2 separate regions of the Mus musculus genome follow, and region 2 is linked to region 1. Evidence: chromatin loops called from intact Hi-C (ENCODE). Cell type or tissue: heart. All regions are shown on one strand. Each heading gives the region's core, and the rest is flanking DNA. Links, peaks and the distances in the headings are about the cores only. Region 1 overlaps Slc22a23 (solute carrier family 22, member 23). Region 2 overlaps Slc22a23 (solute carrier family 22, member 23).

Evidence for each region. Hi-C counts contacts between places; a loop is a spot of excess contacts. Peaks named below come from ENCODE experiments on the same cell type or tissue, not always from the same donor. Only the 100,000 strongest peaks of a DNase experiment are listed, where the experiment ranks them.
Region 2: a loop joins it to region 1, with 1.9 times the contacts of the local background. A loop is called at or near these places in 2 of 42 quality-filtered maps.

What each region holds. Positions count from the first base shown.
Region 1 is chr13:34,329,796-34,341,194 of GRCm38, forward strand. The region is part of intron 1 of Slc22a23 (solute carrier family 22, member 23); the gene reads right to left. Among named protein-coding and RNA genes, the nearest start is that of Slc22a23, 9.7 kb to the right of the region's middle. In heart, for the core only: no CTCF peak of the experiment used is centred there; no DNase peak of the experiment used is centred there; H3K27ac peaks cover 2,696 bases.
Region 2 is chr13:34,209,547-34,220,945 of GRCm38, forward strand. All of the region lies in intron 4 of Slc22a23 (solute carrier family 22, member 23), which reads right to left. Among named protein-coding and RNA genes, the nearest start is that of Gm52037, 17 kb to the left of the region's middle. In heart, for the core only: no CTCF peak of the experiment used is centred there; no DNase peak of the experiment used is centred there.

The sequences.
Region 1 (11,399 bases), core at 1,498-9,497:
CACTACTATCAGCAGAAGCCAGACTTTCTACAGTAGGAGTACCAGGACTGGACCCAGTTCTACAGGATGAGCAGCAGTCTTGGCCTCTACCAGCTGGATGCCAATAGCAGCCATGCCCCCCACTCCGGACACACCTAGGCATGACAACCAAATAAAGAGAATAAATGTCTCTGGGGGGACCGATCCCACACAGAGTTAATCATCCAGGGAGCATCTTTAAACCACAGATGCCTCGGGAATTTCTCAGACCTTTCTAGTAAGCCTAAGTGCTCTGGACATACTCTCCCGACTCAGGGACCTGTTCATTCCATGAAAAGGCACTATCGCACCAAGTTCTGAAATTCATCAGCTCTCAGTGACAACACCATTCAGACCCCAGCCTGGCATAGCTTCAAATATCCAGTGGCTTCTTAAGATAAACAGCTCCATGAATTTGGGGTTTGAGGTAGCCTGTATGTGGATTATGCTAGAATTAAATCATGTGACCTCACTCAGAAGGGAGGGAGCCATTTCCCTCACTGACTTCATTACTGGTGCCATGCAGCATGTCCAAGAGCTGAGGTCCCACACATTGGCCAGTGCAGCAGGACAGAGGATGGGAGTGTTGGAGTACGGAAGCAGGAGGAACTGAAGGAAATGAGGGGATAGCATGGAGGGGTAGATTCTGGGTTGCAAAGACATATTATTGTCTTGGAAACAGATTGGCAGCCAGGACCCAGGTTTGGGTAGGGACAGAAGCAGGAAAGTCAGCCAGGGACTGTGTAAGTCCAGCCAGCAGCAAGAGCTACTCAGTTACAATGTGGGCACCAGTGCAGAGATTAGGGGCTAAAGAGAAGATAAGATCACAGGCCCCCAAGACGGTTCCATCCAGTAAGTAACAGGCCTAGGGTTTCAAGAAACACCCACACTGCCCATCTGATCCATTCAGGGCTGCTCTATTCAGGGTTATGCTGGTACTCCATGGTTGTGTTGCAAACTGTATCCCCTGTGCCTATGTTTAAGCCATAGCCCTGTAGGTGTGCCCTAACCCAGTTAGACTGGTGCCTTTTCAAGAGGAGGTGCTGGAGGAGGTGACTCAGTGGTAGGGTACAGGCTTGGTATGCTGGAGGCTATATGTTCTATCCCAGTACAGAAAAAGAGGGAGAGATGAGGACAGGGACACACACAGGAGTTAGATGGTGAGGAGAAGCCAAGGAGGGCAACCACTTGCAAGTGGAGATGTGCATCAGGAGAAATCATGCCCATTTTGCCTCCATCTGAGTATATTTCAGCAGGCACAACTGAGGAAATGCATGGCCCCTGCTTTAAGATGCCTGGTCTCTGCTGTTTGTTATAGCAGCTATATGAGCTAACCCAGGGAGGCCAACTGGAGCCTCTTAGCAGTCCTGTGAGATCTGTCATTTAGCTAGCCTGACAGTCATCTGCAGCAGCACAGACCATGCAGTGGCCACAGGGTACACTGTACCACAGGGCCATCTCCCAGTGCTGCATGCATGCACAAGGAAGAAACAACATGCAGGCAAGGACTTGGCCATATTATAAGACAGGAGCTTGCTGAGCGGGTTTCAAAAGGTAGAGAGTGCTATGCATGTGTGACAGGGACAGCATCAAGGGGGCTGTGGTCAGAATCCTGGGGTAGACAGGAGCCTGAGGCTAGGATGAGGCTGGCTTCTCTCCTCTGGGTCTCCCCATGTTATAAAATCACGCTCTTCTGTCTTTTTCCTGCTTACAAATTTCAGAGACTCATTGTTTACTGTGGGAGAGGGAGCTGAACTCTAACTTAAGGACAAATTCCAGGGCCAAGGTGGGTGGAGTCCCATGTCTGCATCCAGGCTGCATCTGTGCATGTCCCCACTCAGCTACCACCAGCTCCTTGGCAGAGGAAGTTCCATCTTCATCTTCTACTTATTCAAACACAAATCCACCTCCTGGGTAGCTGATGAGGTACACCCTGCCAGGGCCTTCCTGCTTTCTTGAGCCTCTGGACCTCTTCTGGGCTCCTACGCTTCAATCTGTTCTCTTACCTGGGCACCATACTCACCCTCCCAGCTCTGCCCACCTCTGTACCTCTCTAACCCTCAGTTTCAGACCCACATTGTTTCTTGATCTGCACAGATTACAGATGTAGCTACCTCTGCACAAATTCCCTCTCTGGGTCCATATCATCATCTACATCACGTGCCCATGGTGATAATACAGAGACAAAGACCAGAGAAGGCCTGCATAGGACCAGAAAATTGGCTCTAACAGGGGAAATGAGAGGAGCTGCATTAGGTATCTTCAAGAAATACCATTACGTTCACAGCCACGTCGTTTTCGTTATAAGGGGAGGGGACAACTCAGGTGTCAGTCATGGATGAAAGTCTAAGCATAAAAGGGTATACTCATAAATATAGCAGAATCCACCTCAAGAAAGATTGTGACAAATGCTAGAACACAGATGAACCTTGGAGACACCTGCAAGCAGCATTTGACAGTTGCAAGGGGATAGATATTAATTTCCATTTACATGAAATACCTAGAGTGGTAAGAATCATAGAAAAAGAAAGTAGGACAGTGACCATTGGGATCTGGGGATGGGGGCTGAAGGATGGGGAAGACTGTTTAAATAGGGACTAAGCTATAGCTAAGATGAAAGAAACAGACCCGGTAAGGCTACAGGAGTATGTGATTAAACATAGTGCCACATACTTAACACACTCAACGTACTTAAGGATGGTCAATTTCGGGATGTATGTTACCAACATTTAAAAAACGAAAACTTAAAAAAAAATCCTGGGATAACCACTGTGTGTTCACTTTAGACACTATGTACATATACACAGTTGCCACGGGGGACGTCCTCGGTATGTGACAGTCAAGGCTGCTCAATGTGTTATGTGTCTTTTAAACACAGAGAGGCAGCTTCTAATCTAATCTGGGAGGAAACTCTATGAAGTACAAAATTACGAGGCCCGAAAGCGTAAACCATAATTCAGCATGACCTCGGGAGCCTCTCTGACATCCTCTGCTTTTCTTATTCTAAACACGACACCAAGAAGTATGACTGCCAGCTAGTAGGATCATACAAAGGGATGACTCTGCTTTTCTCCAGTTCAGACATAAAAGTCTGATAAACACTTCCCTAGCACGGCTATGACTTAACATTCTCTGCCACACATCCCTGTGACTCAGCGCTTTGGTTTCCAGTCCAGATAAGCGAACTGCCTGACTGCCCTCTCCCGTGTGAGCAGATCCCTAGCTCCTCCATGTTGTACAACACAGCTCCACCCACAAAAGACCTGGAATATACCTGCTAGGGCTGCGTGATGCTGCTTCTTGGCAGAAGTGGGGGACCTCTCCCAAAATGAGTTTGGCTCCTTACCAAAAGAAATGTAGAAAAAGGTGTGAAATACAACAAAGGATTGGGGGTGGGGTAGAGAATGAATATGAATAAATAAGTAAAACAACAACAACAACAACAACAACAAAAATAAATCAAGACATACAGACCCAGGAAAAGATCAGGGTACAGGGCTTGCTTAGCTCTACAGCAGGGGCATCTGTGTGTGTGTGTGTGTGTGTGTGTGTGTGTGTGTGTGTGTGTGTGTTTTACTCAACAGTGACAGCCTAGGGCCACTAGAAGCAACTCTCAGAAGTATCCACACTTGGCCTCCTGCTCTCCAGTCACTACTGTCCAGGTATTTTACTACCCTGAATGCACTTTCACTCTGTACAAGGGCTCTGCAAATTATGGAGCTGGTGCCCATATGGTGGCAGAGGTGGAAGTGAGAATTTGCAAAAAGCGTTTCCAGTTTCTGACATCTGGGGGCACTTTCCAAGCTCCTTGGGTGATGTGCAATTAACACTGAAGATCATTTTTAATTATTCCAAAAAAGGTCTCAGAAGGTCCTTGCCATTGGCACCATCAGTTTGAATGGCCAGGTGAGTGACAGGTTGGGTGTCTGAGAAGGAAAGGGATACCTACCAAAGCATTTATCAACTAAATCAGCAATACTCAGTCATTCGCCATTAATTACCAAACAGCTCTGCCTCTAATCCTTCACCCCAGCCAGAGAAGAACAGGTCCCACACCCAGTCACTGTCCCAGGGAGATCCTCAGCTCAGGTAACTGCATGCCTGGTCTGGAACCTGCCATCCTCCACTCCAGGCTGGGGTTGGCATGGAGGGTAAAGGAGCCAATATTTGAAAACAAGGATGAGAGTAACCATGGTTTACAAGAGGACAATGAGGACAAGGATGTGGGGCACGACAGAAATGGTGATGCCAGGGTTTCTGAAAGGCTGAGAAAGCATGACTTGGCTATCTCGGAGCCCACCCCACTCACGACGGTGCATCTCGACAACAAACTCCTTTTCGGTTTGTTAGCATGATTTGCAATGCTGTTCTGTTGCTTATAGACCAAGTGTCATGAGAGGTCTGATGGAATATGATACTGTTCAGGCTAGAGAGTCTTGCACAGCAGTGATGGAGTCCAGGGGAAGCCTACTCTTATTGGTTCCATAACCGCCACCCTTCACAGAAGCACAGGGCCTGGTCGTCTCTGGCCATTTATGCAAAGTAAGGTATGCCACTGAGAATGGCCAGTCTTGAGTCAGACGAGCAAAGAAAAGAACAAGATGACTAACTCCCGCCAGCCTAGAAGTCAACCATTACTGTGGCCAAAGCCAATGGCTTTGAAAAAAATGCCCAGGGTAGGACTCCAAGGTGAAAGTGTCCTGCTTCCTGCCTAGCCCTGCAGTGGGCTGCTGTCACCATGGACACCTCTCTTAACTTCCATCCTTGAACTGGACTGTCTCCCAATGCAGCTCAGTCAGATATTAGAGTGTGCTGAAGTCACTCTCTGCCACATGGCAATTCACTCACCTGTCTCCCTCCTCTGATCTACATACATCCTGTGAGCCTCAGGCCCTGTTTAGTTCTCAGATTAGAACTCTACCAGCCAGCCAACTGCAAGAGGATCTTTGGTAGCCTGGCTGCTCACACCATTCTAGGTGCAGGATTCCTGTGTACAGGGCACACTCAACTCTCCAGGGAGAGATGTCCTCCACCTCTATGCACCAATGAGATAAATTACCCTTCCAGGTATGGTCTATTACCTCCTCCTTCTCAGGTCTTCTCCTACCAAGCAGTCCTCACCCTGCCAACCAGGTACCTCCTGTTTGCTAGGTGGACGGGTGGGGCAATGCTTTCCAAGTGTTCTGTCCTCTCACTACCTAGAGGTAAGGCAACAGGTGCCCCACCCTGACAATGAGGAAGCTGGAAAGAATAATCTAGATAAGTTGGTTCCAAGCTGGAGCACTGACTGTGCCAACCACATTCACCAACTGAAACACTCCTTCATGTCAGTAGGCCATGTTCAAGGGGTTCAGATGTGTGCAGTAAGAGCTTGTGGGTCAAAGATCTCTGGTGGGGAGGCAAACAGCATGCTGCATCCTGCGTGTCTGTCACCATCACTGGGCAGTGTCAGTCAGATGATGGCTGAGCTGACTTGAAGGATGGACAGGAACCAGTGGGTGGAAGAATGAAGGGAAATGGTGTTCTACATTAATGGAACAGCTTAAGTAAAATGTTGAGGAGAAAGAGGGGCCAGCTGAGAGCTTGAGAGGTGCACTACTACAAGAGAGGTAGCAAGGAGGAGTGGTCTGGTGGGTAGAGTTGAGGTCAAAGCCACATAGTTTATGTAGCAATGACAGGGAGCCCCAAAAGACTGCAAGCAGGAGAACCACATCACAGGTTTATATTTTAGTGTCTCTGGGTCTACAGTTTCAAAGGTAGGAAGATGATGCCAGTTGGAGGGTGGGGGTTCTACAAACGCCAAGGGGGCAGAGGTTAGAGATATTTGCCCAGAGGCAAAAGCCTATGCCCACAGAGCCATAGAACAGTACACTTTGATGTCACAGCAATCCAAACATGTGCTTAGGGGCATCTGCTAGGTCACAAAAGGCAGTGGGTGACAAGAATTGGACATGTCAGTTACCCCTCAGTTCCATTTTCTATTAACTAAAGACTCTGGACGTGAAGTTCCTACTGACATGACATCCTACAGCCAAGCGGCCTCTGTGTAGCCTAAGGGTACAGGGAAAGTGGGCAGTGGAAATACATTCTACCCCTAAGGTTTGCCAGATGTGCTCTTTCAGCTTTGTAGAAATTTAATTAGTACCCTTTCATCTTTAGCTTGAGAGCAAATGAAATGTCGGAATGCTCCCAAGAACCTGCATTTCCTATCCTTGCCCTGGGAAGGGGGTCAGATCCTTCTGTCCTACTGCGGGCTGCTCACTGTCAGGCTAGGACTCTGCAGAGCTCCAGTGTAATGACCCACTGCCCTCTCTCAGACCCATCCTTCTATGGGCCACCTTTCAGTAGCACACAGAAACCAGGCCTCCCAGACACCCCCAAAGGCTGCCTTCCTCACTGAGAGTTCATAGCAGCTGTAATGTTTGGACCTAGGCCCTCCTCACTCTACCTTCCTGTCTGTTTGTCTTTCTCTCATACCGATGTCATCACCTCCCTGGTCAACTGTCTTCTTCAGGCTTAGCTGGCACAACCCAGTCCACTCTGCACATCCCATCATCAAACCCTGATGGCGCGGTGAGAGAGAACTTTTCAAAAACATGAACTCTTAGCCCTTCGTATCCCCGACTCTGCTCAGTACATTGATGGTTTTCCCCTTACTCTAGAATTACAGAAACTGTTAATATGGGTTGTGTGGCCCTGACCCTTGTCCTATTCCCATACCAGTGATGAGCAGCCTCAAGTGCCTACATGCCACAGGACACTTGCACATGCTGTCTGCCCTCTGGGAAACACATGCTATTCTCTCTTGCCTCTCTCAGCATTCACAACCCTCAGCCCATCTCAGATACACCAGCCCATTTTGTCAGGTTTCTTTGTTCTAGCCTTCCATTCCCCTTTCTCTCCATAGACTTGTCTCAGTTTGAAATGCAAAGACTATGACTTGAACAGTTAGGTGCTTCCTCCATCAGTCTGCCAGGCCTGTTAAAGTTGAGCTATTTTCACCTATCGTTATATCCCCAGCATGCACACAGCACAATGCCATGTTCAGAATATGTGTATGTAAAGAGGAGGGAAAGACGGAAAGCCTGGGGGACGGAGGGGGGCTTATACTTATTACCTTGACAAATGCTTAACTGAAGAAAAAACATGGCAATCCCTGCTATGTGATGTTTTCCAGTTTCCATGGTGTAAACACCTCTGGGTGACCCATTTTGAGCTACCAACATTATGTTACTTAATGTGAAGATGGGTAGAGATACCCACAGTGGCTCTGGTATGCCAACCACTGGTAATGCCAGGAACAACATTCAGAAAATCCAGTGTGCTTTTAAATGGAATGGCTTGGAATGGCTTTTTTTTTTTTTTTTTTTTTTGACTCAGCTCTAGCTTGGATTAAAAGCCAATATGAATCACTACTTGCAAAAACTGCTAATGACAGAAGAAGAGCTTGAAGTGTCTTCCAACAATAACACCATCACATACTATGCAGAACAAGATGACGGAAGGGGAAAGGTCTTACAGCCCTGGAGAGTGTTGTGTTCCCTGAGGGAGGGGTCAGGCCTCTCCACAGCTTCTCAGCTCTGGCCTTTGCATTGCTGAATTAAAGGTGATAAGCAAGTCCAAGTCTACATAAAAATGTGGTTTCTACCCCTGTCTTAGCATTTCTAGAAAATAGCACCATAAAAACAAAACAGAATTGCAATGCCAAACTGAAGAGGAAATGAGATCAAAAAGATTATTAGAAGAAAACATGGGATTTCCCCCAGTCATCCAGGACTATGGAAATCATAAACATAACAACAGAAGACCTGGAGGCCATAGAAGGAAAGTGTTGGGGTTGGTCTGGTGCCCCGATGTATGCAAATGCTGAATACCGGCTCCCAAAAGCTGGTTGCACCCAATGAGGAGACCTTCATATGCACCAAGTGATGCTATGTAACTTTGCTCTCCAAATTAATTGATCAATAAAAGGCCAAAGCCTAAGATGGGGTAGTCAGGTTTTCAGTTACCTGGCTGGGGTCCCACAGCTAGAGACAGGAGAAGAAGAAAGGAGAGGGAGAGGGAGAGAAGGAGAGAGGAAGAGAGAGATGAAGGAAGAAGAGGAGGAAAAAGAAGAGGGGGGGACATGAGAAGAGATGGACCAATGGCCACAAGAAACCGCAAATAACAAGAGACATATGGTTGGGATGTAAGTTATTAGAGCTCCCAAATCTGCCCAATCTAGGCTTTTAACTTGTAAAGAAAATACCTGGATTGCATGTCTTTTATACAGCTATCTAAAATTTATAATTCCATTTACAGGAAAGACTATGTCGCTTGACTCCATCCAAACCCAAGCTGTGTGTACAACCAAATAGTGCAAGAAGAATCAGAGGCTCAGGTAATTACCCAGGGCAGGGCAGGGCAGGGCAGGGCAGTCTAAGGGCCATAGTGCTGCTCTCAGTCAGGGTGGAAGTAATCCTGGACCTTGCATGCACAGGAAGACAAAGAGATGGGAGACCATCCCAAGGAAGGCAAATATAAAAACCTGCACAAAGATGGTGAAGCCGCAGACCATTTCAAGTGCAAATACTGCAGCAGTAGTCAAATTTTATTTTCTACTCATCAGACTAGCAAACATTTTAATGGATGGCAACTCTCCAAACTATGGAAGGTGTCAGGAACAGGACCACACAAACTATTTCTGAGCATATACATTGCTAAGTTCTCTATACAGAATACTCAAGGCACAACAGGGGGCTTAAACCTTTGCTTCTTACAACACCTCAAATGTGTGCAAATGTTTCTGTATGTAAAGATATCATTATTTACTGCACAAATACATATATAAAACAGTAAAGTCTAACAATGATCCCAATGCCTTTTTAGCAGGTGACTAGTTAAACAAAGTATGTCCCAATCATACAACAGAAATACTATACAGACATAAAAGAGAACGAGGGCTTTATATATATTGGTGTGCATTCAACTCTGATATAAACAAGAGGTAAATATATGATTGAAAATGGAATGTTTTTGGAAGGATACATACAATTTGGCAACCATGGTGGAACTGAGGAGCAGAGAGAGCAAGCAGTCTGACTTATACTATAGTTTTTTGTTTATTTCTTTGTTTGTTTTGTTGTGAGCAGCATCTAACTGTGTGGCTCTGGCTGACCTGAAGCTTCCTATGTAGACCAAGCTATCCTCACACTCACAGACATTTGTCTGCCTCTGCCTGAATGCTAGGACTACAGGCATGCACTGCTTATACTATAGACTAGACATGCTATTATCTACTATAGCTAATTTTTTAAAAAAGAAATTTGCATAATAATGTATGCCATTGTGTTATATATACCATACAAAAGTCACTACTGGGATGACAAAATCATACTAGAAAGATAACCCAAGAAATTTTACCACATCAGCAAGAATATGAAGTTTAAAATGTGTCTAAATGGCTGGAGAGATGGCTGGTTAGTTAAGAGCTCTTACGGCTCTTGCAGAGGACTGAGTTCAGTTCCCAGCACCCATGCCAGGCTGCTCAGAACCATTTATAACTTCCACTCCAATGGATCTGATGCTCTCTTCTGGCCTTCATAGGTATCTGCATGTGTGTGTGTGTGTGTGTGTGTGTGTGTGTGTGTGTGTGTGAGAGAGAGAGAGAGAGAGATGCACGCATAAAAATACAGTGTTTCTAAGGACTGGCAAATACTTTTGAGATGATACAGAATAATGGCAGATTCTATTAAATAAACACTCTGGAAGAGTAAAAAATATGCATAAGTGTTAAGCATTTCAAAAGTGGAAACTAGTTATTACTTTAGGATAACACTGTGGACTTCTTTTAATAAAATATTACCATTGCAATGATAGTATAAATTAGTTTTAGTCTTAATTACATTGTACTGAAGTCATTTTAAATAACTTCAAGAAAAAGGATACAAATTACTTGTCAGGATATTAAACAGCTTCCGAGACAAAGGTCAGAACTCTTTGCAAATTCATGAGAACAGGAGATGAGTGAACAATTTAAACTACAACTACTGGGAAAAAAAGAAAGGCTTGGGAAGGTTAGCTGGCGTTGTTTCCTGACCAAATTCTAGAGATTATTCAAGGAGGCAATGAGTGTTAGCAGCCAGCTATAGTCATGTAGAACAATACAGGTTGAGTTGTGTTAACTATTAAGAACAACATACATGAGGTTGCTTTTTTAATTAAAAAAATATTTATTAAAATCTCAGAAGCAGGAGAAACTTTGGGCTGCAGCATAGAAAATGAGAAAAGGGGGCCACAGGAGCCAAGTCCAGACCCACCCATCTTCAGAACCCCAAACCTGCTATTCTGGGAAAGGGACCTATTTGATTCATCCTCTCAAGAAGACACTGACAGCTCTGCTCAGCATCAAACACAGAATGCTAGAACAGAGATACGGAAGTTTGTTGAATACCTGTCTCCTATGAGAATCCATTCAAATGTGTGTTCATTTTCTGTAATCGGTGATATTGGTATGTTAAAATTGGCCTTGGGTTACTATTATTGAGCAAAGGGAATAATTCATGTAAGAGAAACTACAAAAAGCTGCACAAAATAAAGGTGGTGCCAACATCATCATTACTACAATCATAACTCTGAAGGAATTGTAAATTCTATGATGAAAAGCCTGGGGTATGCATAACAAATACAAGAACTAATAAAGTTAGCTGGGCATAGTGGCACACACTTTAGTCCCAGCACTCAGGAGGAGGCAGAGGCAGGTGGATCTTTGAATTAGAGCCCAGCCTGTTATACAGAGTGAATTCCAGGACAGCCAGGGCTACACACAGAGAAACCCTGTCTTAAAAAACAAAACAAAACTAAACAAAACTAACAAACAAACAAACAAACACCCAATAACAACAAAAAACAATAAAGATACCAAGAGGAGAGATGTTAACACTCGAAACCTCTTAGAAGAAACTGGAGCTGTTGTTCAAGCTACTTCTGTAGAAGCAGAAACGTCCTCACTAAATGCAACCTAATAGTGAAAGCAAGGCAGCCTGGGGGCCACAGTATGCAGACAGAAGTACCTCATATCTGCTAAAGATGATGGTGCACCCTCCATAGGCGCCATTAGTGGAGGCATTGCCCAGTCTCCCTTTTAGGGTAGATCATGCAGTGGCTGCTTGGCTGTGCTCTGGTACCATGTATAAGAGGCAGATAGATACTCATGTAGCAGCCAATATGGCTGACCTTGCTATGAATGGAACACATGAAATAGGTGGACATTTTTCAGCCAAGTAAGAAACTACTAAATAAAGCAGGGCATACTGGTGCATGCCTTTAATCCCAGCACTTGGGAGGTAGAGGAGGGTAGATCTCTATGAGTTCAAGGTCACCCTGGTCTACAGAGTGAGTTG
Region 2 (11,399 bases), core at 1,491-9,490, 120 kb before region 1:
AGGGGCAAAGCTGTACAGGGAACTGATTTGACACCATTTGCAAGTGATACAGAAAATGTGGTACTCTGACAGACAAAGTGGTGCAGACCTATAATCTCAGCGCTTGCCAGGCCAAGGCAGGGTGATAGCAAGCTGGAGGCTAGGTCGGATTAGAATAGTGAGTTCCTGGCCAGGATGGATCATTTGGCAAGACCTCATCTAAAACTATAAAATATAAAGGAGCTGGGATGAACTCCTCAGTGGTTGAGAGCTCCCTTAGCATGCACAGGGTTCTAGATTTAATTACCAGGAAAGGGGGTGGGGGTGGGGTAAGGAGGGAAAGAGGCAGAAGAGATGAATTTGCCACTTCTGCACCTAACTAGAACTTTACTGGCACCTCTGTTTACAGCTTGCTGGGGATGGGCCAAACAGCTGTTCCAAGGGACCATCTTCTGACCTAGGCTCTAATCCTACGCCCATCAGGGTGGCAGACAGATACCTTGGATACAGTATCTACTTGTCATGTGGGAGTCTCCTGCCTGCCCTGATTTGTCCTCATACCTAGCAGATGCCTCATCACCACTGTGAACACCTCTCCCAGCTCCCTCGGAAACTTATCCTGATTGGAGTTAGCCAGTTCCAATGCCTGAGGGAGATCAAACTGCCACCTTTTTAGTACTGGTTTCACAGGTCCCCTACATCTCCTTCTATCCATCTGTATGGACTCTGACCAGCTGCCTGTGCAGCAGTCATTTAGCATCTGACACCTGACTTGAGCCAGGCACCAACAGCTCAGACTCTAACACATGCTCACCCTGTCTGCCCTCTGCCTGGTTTACAGGCTGTAGTGGCTTCCAAGCTGGCCTTCCATAGCCCCAGCTGCTGTGGTAGGGCAGTGAGATGGATTTGTGGAACATGTCCTTGTCCTGGGGACGACAGGAGCTCACTACCCTGGTAGGGCTTGCATGGTGTCAGAGAGCCATACTTCCCTATGTCTCAGACCTCTCGATACCTCTGCTTAAAGGCACATGTGTAAGCAATGGGATTCATGGCATTGTACAGAACTCTGTACTCAGAAGCTGAAATGAAGACTCTTCTTACCCAAGGGCTCCCAACATCTCGTGTGATCAGCAGGCTCCGAACAGCAGCTGAGACATTTCCAGCTTACTTTCAACTGCTCATTCAACTTTCATGATTGAAATGGGCACTGCCATTTGAACTTCTAGGTCTGTGTTCTTAATTACTTCTCTCATAATTACATAAACTTGCATATATACACTTTGATCATATTTCCTCCCCATTACATGCTCTTTCCTACTTTCTTCTCTCTCTCTGTGTGTGCATGTGGGGATGAGTGCACAAACATGTCCTGTTGCATTTAATTGGGGATGCTTCTGTGAGCATAGGTTTGGGGGAAGATAGTAGACTTGAGTCAGAACAACAGAAGAGGCTACGGCTCTGAGGAAGGTGAACCCCTCCCCACCGGCATACATGTGCCTTTGTTAGTATTACATGATGCTTCATTATTATCTAGGTAATGTAGGATCTTTTTAATAATTTATTTTTATTTCATGTACGTTGGTATTTTGCCTACCTATATGTCTGTGTGGGAGTGTCAGATCCTGGAGTTACAGACAGCTGTGAGCTGCCACGTGGATCCTCTGGAAGAGCAGTCAGTGCTCTTAGCCACTGAGCCCCAAGATAAGAAGGATTTCTTTTCTTTTCTTTTCTTTTCTTTTCTTTTCTTTTCTTTTCTTTTCTTTTCTTTTCTTTTCTTTTTTGCTAAGAATTTTACAGCCTTTTCTTTTCCCTTTTCTTTCTTTCTTTTTCTTTTGAAGCAGGGTTTCCTTGTGTAGCCCTGGCTGTCTTGAATACTCTGTGTAGGCCAGCTTGGCCTTGAACTCACAGACCTCCATCTGCCTCAGTCTTCTGCATGCTGGGATTGAAGGCATGAGCCAATATGCCCACGAATCAGTTGCAAACTGCTCACTGAAGCTTGTGAATGGATTGTTGTGTACCTATTCATGTTCCCAGAGACTGTAGCATCTGTGACTCATCTTTTCCCTTTTCCTGTGAGGGAGACCCGTTCCCCCTGTGAGTAATTGTTAATACAGATGAGTCCCGTGTGTTCTGAGAACCCTACAACCTTGTTTTATCTGTGATTGAATCTCTTTGTATAATGTGATATTTTAAAATAAAATTGTTTTTGATGGAGGATCATGTTGTGCTTCTCACGCTTGGGAAAGAAAAGCAAACCGATCTATGAACTCACACATCTTTTAAACTCATATTTAAGCAGCAAGCAGCACAAGTAATCCATTTAACAGACTTTCACTGTGCTCCTATTAGGATAGGTAGCAATGCCCTTATGACTTGAAGAAATGTTGTTGTCATTGTTAGAGGGCTCATGGAATCTTCCAGGATGAGAACTAAGTTCTGCACCAAGTGTATGCTACCTTTGGTGGCCCATGCACATTCCGGGCCTAGGAGCACCGCAGCATGGGATTGAGCTGAGCTAGCAGCCAAAGGACCTCTGGGAAGCCATGGGGGTATCTCTGTGCCTCAGTTCCTCTATCTGCTTGGGAAGCTACCACAGTGACAACTTTAGGGGTCCCTGGGAAGATCAACGTCACTTGGGGATGTAAGTGCTTAGTGTGGCTTCCAAAGAGCAGCCTTCAGCTGTGTAGTGATGCACACCTGCTGCCTCAGCTACGCAGGAGGACTGCTTGAGCTCAGGAGTCTGAGGCCAGCTTGGGCAATATAGCAAGACTCCATTTCAAAAACAACAAACAAACAAACAAACAACCTGCCCCACAAAACCACAATTTCAACAAATTATAAAAATCTATATGAGTCTGCTTAAAATGGTTTTAGTGACATGTACAAATTAAGACCATTTGCTGTCTTTATAGATAATGAAATTGTTAGCATTTTTAACTGGACCTATGTAGCTTGAGGCCATTTATATGTTTTTATAGTATTTCTCTGGAAACATTTAAACACAGGCACTTGTTTCTAAGGCTCTCTGTTCACTCCCTCCCTTGTGCTAGTTCCTTCTACAGCTGCTGAGCACAGTAGGTGCCACCTCCTCCCCCCTTCTTCCCACCATCACAAGAGTCCTTTCTCACCTGGAGAACTGGCCTAATCCCTTTCCTTTGTTGTTTCCTGTTATTTCCCATCTAGCTTCCCCTCTCTCAGCGTCATCTCCCGTGCTTCTAATGATTGTGATGGTTGCAAAGCTCTCTCGTCAGGATGAAATTCCAGCTCGACAAGGTGTGGTTAATAATTCACCATCTTCACACATCTGGTACATGTCTCTACACAGGGCATTCATGGTGGGTGAACCCAAGCTGAGGGTAGTTTCCAGCAGGTACCTGATGAAGAGTCTTGGCGGAGTGCAAGAAAGCCACCTCTATTGCTCCCCTGCAGGGGTATAGAAACAAGCCAGGAACAGAAACGTCTGCGAACAAGACACCTGTAGCTGCTGATGGGGTTGTCAGGTAAGCAAGGCAGGTAACCCAGTGCAGGCAGCGGGAACACAGCCAGGACGGGAGTTTCCAGAATGAGTCACATGTGTTTATAGCTCTGTAGTGCAGGTAAGGTGGTTAGACCGGAGCCCAAACTCCTGTCTCCGCCTGCAAGCACTTGTGGAAATACCGCTGATGCTGGATATCTGAGACAACCAAGGTGACGCCTGTGTCAGCAGTGGAAGTGACCTGGCTGTTGGCACTCACCCTTCAGTGAAACATCTGTTTCTCAATATAGAGCTTCAGATCCTGTTTTGTGAATGGGGTTGGACTCAGCCAACCGAGGGCACCTTAGCACATCCTTTATGCCCTGTCCTAAAGGGCACTGGGTCCCTATGCCACATGCAAGAGGACTGCTCTTTTTCTTGACACAGGACTGCTTCTCTGACCTCAGGACTCACCTGCAGCCCCAGAACACTTCATGTGTGTTTGTGGTATATGCATGTATGTATATATATGGGTATATGTTCAAGTGCACATGCCTACAAAGTTCTAAGGTTGACTTTAGGGACCTTTTGTGGTTGCTTTCCATTTATATATTCTCTTGCGTGAAGCCAGAGCTTGAGGATTCATTTAGTCCATCTAGCCAGCTTGCTTTGAAGATCTTCTTTGTTCCTACCACCTCCCTCACCTTCCCACGCTGGGATTACAGGAAGGCCACCACACCTGCATTTACATGGGTGGTAGGGAGCCGAACTCTAGATCCTTACACTTGAGTGGCTCAAGCTTCACCCACTGAACCATCTCCCTGGGTCCCTGGGAAAGCTTTTGGATTTTCTGGGTTTTTTTCCCAGGCAAACCTGGATCACTCTGTTGAACACTGCTGCCTCCCCCAGGAGGAAGCTTGCAGCTGATCTTGAAGAAAGCACATCCCTGGAATGTTAAGGCATACTGAAATCTACATACTCTAGAGTGCTTTGGGATGTAAATATTAAGTGTGGTTTTCTTTCCTTGCCTTGATGGTTTGTGAGGGCAGGGCTGTGTCTGCCTTGTTTATGAAGATAGCCCTGATACCTAGGAAACACAGTTTGAAGAATAGAGACACACACACACACACATATCTTTCATGGGTTCTTATTGAGTTGGCACACAGATGTTCACCAGCACAGGAGGGTACACAGCAGATGTGTGAGTAGTCTGTATTACCAAACCTGCCATGTCTTCTGGACCTGTTATGTGACATTTTCACTGTGACTGAGATGACAGCATGCACCCAACCACAGGGATGGCATGCACTGCCCCTGCTTCCTTCGGCTCCTCCAGAAAAACTCCAGTCTTTTCCATTTCCTTTCTGCCACTCCTCAGCAGTAAGTCCCGACCAGGAAATCCCCTACTCCCTGCCCCTCTACTACCCCCCAGTCTTCCACACTTGTAGTCTCCTGAGACATACTCATGTAATACAGACTTTGATACAGCGATGAGAATGCAGGGCAAGACTGTGTTTGTATGGGGAGCTCTTACTGAGGAGTTGTTACCAGCTATACTGCCAGTAGGCTGGGGCCAGCTGGGGCCAGCTGCAGCCAGCTGGGGGAGGCATCTTTCCCACTCTTGCAGCTCTTTCTTAAGGTCCGATTCACCCTTCTCTTACCTCCTACCTATCTCCCTGCTTCACCTGGCAGAATTCCTCTTATTCTTCTGCCCTCTGATGTTCTAGATCATGACTTTTATTCTCTGTATTCATTTGTGCACGGTGAATCTGGAAGGGTTTACATGGATGGGTCAGTTTGACTTTCTTCTGGATTAGGACTAAGATGTGCTGCCCTTTCTTAAGGGCTAATGAACGGCTAAGCAAACAACTACAGAAGAATTTCTACTTGGCACCAAGACAGGGTGCGTGGAGGCTGCAGATACCTTCACCCACCCTTGACTGTGCCCACTCACAGGTACAGTCTCTTCTGTACCTGCTTCATGACAAAGTGCTTAAGTGCCTCTGTGCAGCACCCTGGGGTGCCCACACACAAGCAAGCTCACCCTTGTTCTCTCTGCACTCCCCATTCCTTGCCTTCTGTAGCACTTCCTTCATCTCCAGCCCACAGAGAAAAGTCAGCTGGTTCTGCCTCACCCAAAGGTGACATGAGCTGTAAGCATCCGAAAGCAGCTTACTTTGGCATTGGTTCTCAGACTCACGGGGGGGGGGGGGCAGAAATCCTCCCCCACAGCCCATGACACAGACCTTCCAATCACCAAAGGGTACCTTCATTCGGCTGCTTCTCATGAATCCTTTGCCAAATCCCTACCAGTCTGGCTTGTACTGGAGGCCTTGTCCTGCGCTTGTATAGAAGGGCTGGCTGTATGCTAAGCATGCCTTTTAACTTGCCAGTGTCTAGATGTGTGGTGGCTATGCTCACCTTGGAGCACCCTGCCCAGCTCTGCCAAGGGTTAACTCATTCTTAGTAATACTAAGAGGCTCAGCTTCAGGTTTTACACAAAAATTAACCAGTCTAGAGACCATACCTTAACAACCTCTTAGACCTAGATCAACCTCTTATACCAAGCAATTACCCACCTGCTATGATAACCCCAGGGATGAATAGCAGACAGCTGGGGACAGCTCCATACCCTGACACTAGTTGACCTGTAACTGTCCTACTATGCCTCATCCAGTCTTTCCTGAAGAAACTACAATAAAGGCTCCTGCACACCTTGTCTGTCCCCCTCCACTCTGCTTTCTGGTTTTTCCTCATATGGCCTCATGGGATGTTTTGTGATCCCCCCCTTCAGAACTGTGAGCAATAAACTATTTTTTCTTATGAACACCTGCAGATCTCTTGGCTCCACCTTACCTAGATAGCTGTGAAATTAACATTTGAGAACACTGTCTTCCTCCACTGCCTTCAGAAGGAGCACTGGGACATCTACAGCAGCTGATTTCATCCCATCACCCTCAAACTCCAATGGCAAAGCAGACTTTGGACTCCCTACTCCTGAGCCCCTCCTATCCAAAGACCCAGCCCCAGCTTCCTCTCTTACCCTCACGAGCCACATGGGGTCCGCTGACAAATCCCACTGGGGTCACTTCCGAAACACCTCTCTAATGAGACATTCAGGTGAGTCTACTGTCCACTTTGTAGGCATTGCCTTACATCACACAACCCATAGCACAGTGGTTTCCTTTACCCAGCAGGGCAAAAGGACAGATCTTCTCAAAGCATAGGTGTGCTCAGTAGTTTTATGTCAACTAGACACAAGCTAAAGTCTTCTGAGGAGAGGGAACCTCAGTTAAGAAACTATCTCAAAAGATTGGGCTACAGGCAAGTCTGTCAGTAAGCAGCACTCTTCTGTGGCCTCTGCATGGGCTCCTGCCTCTATGTTCCTGTTGTGTCTGAGTTCCTGTCCAGACCTCCTTCAATGATGGACAGTGATAATGTAAACCAAATGAACCCTTTCTTCCCCAACTTGCTTTGGTTGTTGTGTTTCATCACAGCAATAGAAACCCTAACTAGGAAAGACACTGTCACCAGGATAGTAGAGTATTGCTGTGACAGACCTCACCAATGTTGTTGGGAGAACTGCAGAAGCACTTTGGAACTTTGGGTCACAAAAGCCATTGAGTGTTTAAAGTTTGGTGACTGTTCTGTAGGAGCTTGGAAGATAAGAATGCTAAGGACAGCACAGATGATGGAGTCCTGGCTTGTGACAACTCAGAGGAAAGCCAATTTTTTCCTGGGCAATTTGTACGAAGAGTCTTTGGTGTCTGGTCAGCTGGAGCTGAAGAGTCATTTATGATTAACAAGAGACCAGCATCACTGAGGGGAACTCTTTGGGGAAGTGTTCCCTTGGGGCTGGCGCCCAGAAGCTGTGTTCCAGAGAGGGCCAGGGGTGTAGCTCATGCTGGCAGCTGAACTTGGTAATAGAAGAGCTACCCAGATGGTACTGGTTTTAAAGTCTGAAGGGGTCATGAAAAGCAGCTGAGAATAGGCACTATGGCAGGCTGCGATAGGCCACTGGGGAAGGTGCAGCCTCAGCAGCAGTTGAAACCCCAGGACTGAAGGGATCATGAAGAAGTTGAGGCTTGGTAACATGAAGAGAGCCCAGGAGGGGTTATGGGTAAAAGTGCAGCCCAGTTGCCACAGACACCCCAGAATTGGAGATGCCAGAACCAAGAACAGTAGCAGCGGTGGAGTGGAGACTGCTCAAGCCTAGAAGACAAGCTGTGTGTGCTACAGAGGGCAGAGCCAGAGAAGTGACCCAAGCCCCTTGGAAGCACCCAGATCATGAGTGGACCCCAGACACTGGACACTGAGTTATTTACACAGTTGGAATTCAGTTTTGCTCTGCTTTGATTGTGCTGGGCTTTGATTCTTTCCTCTTGAAGTAAGAAAATATTAAGCTTAATTTTGATTTTCACCTCTCACAATTGAGACTAGATTTTTTAAAAGAGACTTAACTTTTTTCAAAGATTTATTTATCTATCAATCTATCTATTTATTTTTTTATTTATTTTATGTATGTGAGTACATTCTATCTGTACAGATGGTTGTGAGCCTTCATGTGGTTGTTGGGGATTGAATTTTAGGACCTCTGCTCTCTGTGGTCGGCCTTGCTCACTCTGGTTAACTCCACTCGCTCAGTCCCTACCCAAAGATTTATTTATTATTAAGTACACTGTAGCTGTCTTCAGACACACCAGAAAGGGGTGTCAGATCTCATTATGGGTGGTTGTGAGCCACCATGAGGTTGCTGGGATTTGAACTCAGGACCTTCAGAAGAGCAGTTGGTGTGCTCTTAACTGCTGAGCCATCTTGCCAGCCCGAGACTTAACTTTTTAAAGTGTTTGAATTTGTAAGAGTGTGGGGCTTTTTAAGTTTGTAAAATGTTTTATTTATTTATTTTTAAAGATTTATTTATTTATTATATGTAAGTACACTGTAGCTGTTTTCAGATACTCCAGAAGAGGGCATCAGATCTCATTATGGGTGGTTGTGAGCCACCATGTGGTTGCTGAGATTTGAACTCAGGACCTTCAGAAGAGCAATCAGTGCTCTTAACCACTGGGCTATCTCTCCAGCTTTATATTGCTTTATATTGCAATGTTTGTGGCTTTACAGTGATGAGTTTGTGTGCTAAGTCGACAAGGGGTCAATTGTACTGAATAGTTTCATGTCAACTTGACACAGTTAAAGTCATCTGAGAAAATGCCCGCATAAGATCGGGTTGTAGGCAAACCTGTAGGATATTTTCTTAATTAGTAATTGATGGGAGAAGATCCAGCCCAGTGTGGGTGGTACCATTCCTGGGCTGATAGTCCTGGTTTTATAAGAAACCATGCTGAGCAAGCCAGTAAGCAGCACCCTGCCATGGCCTCTGCATCAGTTCCTGCCTCCAGGTTCCTGCCCTGTTTGAGTTCCTGCCCTCACTGCTTTTGATGATGAACTGTTATATGGAACTATGAGAGAAATAAACACTTTCCTCTCCGAGTTGGTCATGGTGTTTCATCACAAGAATAGTAACCCCAAGACAAGCCTTTTCCTGGCTTGTTTAGGGGGCTGTGATCTATGGGCTACATTTCACCTGTGCCTGCCTTCTGTATTTCCAGAGAATAACAACTTGTTTGTGTGCAGGTATCTTATCTAGAATAATAGTAGTAGCCTGGGGTAGGTACTCAAATAATACCTAATTTTCTTCCCAGATTATTCTGTGTTCTGGGGTTTCTTAGATGCAAACTCCCAAGTTTACAGTTTTTGGCCCTCATAACACCTTCTCCCCCCCCCCCCCCCAGCCCCGGAATGTATGAATTTTGTCTGTGAGCTCATCCTTGCCAGTAATTTTCTTCCATGAGAGCTTTGTGTGCATCTGCGGGAGGCTTTGTTAACTTTAGAAGGTCCACATCTTAGCCTTGGCAAGTGGCTAAATTTTTGTGCATGCATGCGTATGCACATGCACAGTACAGACTTCAAAGCTTTGGTTTCTTTTACCTTAGAGAATCTTTTTCTGTCTACAGTTCAGGGAGTCAGCTAGCTGTGGGTGGAGACCCTGTGGTGAGCAAAGATTTTCTGTCTTTGATTCTTGGCTTTATTCATGGAGCTCAGTTCTAATTGTATACCAAGCCTGTATTTAGTCCTTTCTCTGTTGCTAAAACAAAACGTCTATGCCAGGGCAGCATACAAAAGCCCACAGTGTGTAAGACTGAAAGTCCAAGACCAGCCTTGGTTAGACATCTGGTGAGGACCTCAGGTGGGTGGAAGCATAAGGATAGAATGTGTGTGGCAGAGATCACATGATGAGATCACGTGATGAGAGAGATGCCAGAGAGATTTAGGGGCAGGTCACTTGCTCTGTGAGAACAGTGTCAGTCCCTTCTATGGACATACCCCTAATCACTAAACTATGAGACCCCCACCCCAACCTCTGAAAGGTCCCACTGCCTACTAACACCACTACACTGAAAACCAAGCTCCTAGCATAAGAATGGGTATGGAAAAAATCCACATCCAAACCACAGGGTTACAGTTTGAATCTGAAGCACCTCCACAAGCTCATGTTTTAAACATTCTAGCCCCAATTGGTGGTGCTATTTTTAGGAGGTTCTGGAAATTTGGGAGTTTCTTGGAGGTTTATCTATGCTCACTTCCTGTCTACCACCTTGATGAGAAGAGCCCTTCCATGCCTTTATCTTCACAGCATGATTACCATGACTACCACGACTTTTGGTTTGAGGATCTGCATTGGGCAAGTGGTTTGCTTAGCTTCTGTGTCTGTGCCTTAGAGTGCTAGCAGCCACCAAGCATCTTGCTGGGCACCCTGAATGCAGGCAGTATATACTTCCTTGTTAAGGAAAATGTGTCACTCTCTGTACTTTGCCACCAACAGCTGGTTGTGCTGGCCGGTGCTACCATTCACCTCTCCCTCCAGCAGTCACTGGAGCTTATCAAAGAACGGAGCCAACAGGAGGAGATGGCAGGATAGTGGTAATGAGAGAGGCGATGATAAAGGGCAGGCATCCACACAGTCTTCAAAGCCACCAACTCTTGTGGAGCCTTTAAAAGCTAGTAGGAAAAGGAGGAATTCATGTCTCCTGGCAATTATTGCTGCTCCAACACACAGGTTTCTATTAAGGGTACTACAACCACAGCAGTAGCAGTTAATACTTGTGGGATCTTAAGACCTAACACGCCAAATAGCATTAATATTTGGCATATATTTTATATAAATATCAATTAAATGTAATCAATATTTAATAAGCAATAATAAAATATAATTATGCTGATCATAACCACTAGCATATGTGACACTAGGTAGCAGGCATCAGTTAAGGTATCTGTATTAATTCTCCCAGCCCAATCCTTTACTGTTATGACTTTAGGGCACTGATGGACTTGAGGTCCAGAGGATAAACAACCTGCCAAAGGTTACATGTCTGTTCAGTGGAAGGGCTCTAGGCTCTGTCCCCAAGTCTCCCTCTAGATTGTTCTTGCATGCATCCTTTTGGACACATCATTTTAGTCTTAAAACAACCCCTAAGGTAGAATGATTGCTACCCACTTTTCATAGAGCTGACAAAGCAGAGAATTAGAGAGGTTTGGGACAAGTTGCTGGGACTGGCTTAGCCAGAGCTAAGCATGGGGTATGGTAGACAGACAGACAGACTGACAGACAGACAGGGGTCTTTCTATATGTACACAGTTACTGAGTAAAATGAATCACTTCAAAAGTACAGTGCTGAGCTGCACTGGATGAGAGGGTTCCAACTGAGCAGTCACAGAGGCACCATGACCATGACGTTCCCCAACCTGCAAACTGTCTAGGGTACCTGCTTAGTGTTTGGGTACCTGCCCGTGGGCTAGAATGGAGCTCTTGAATATATTTGTTGTTTTTGAATCACTGACCAAGAATCTGACAGAAACAGCTTGAGGGAAGGAGAGTTTACATTGGCCGGTCGGAGAGTTTCAGTCC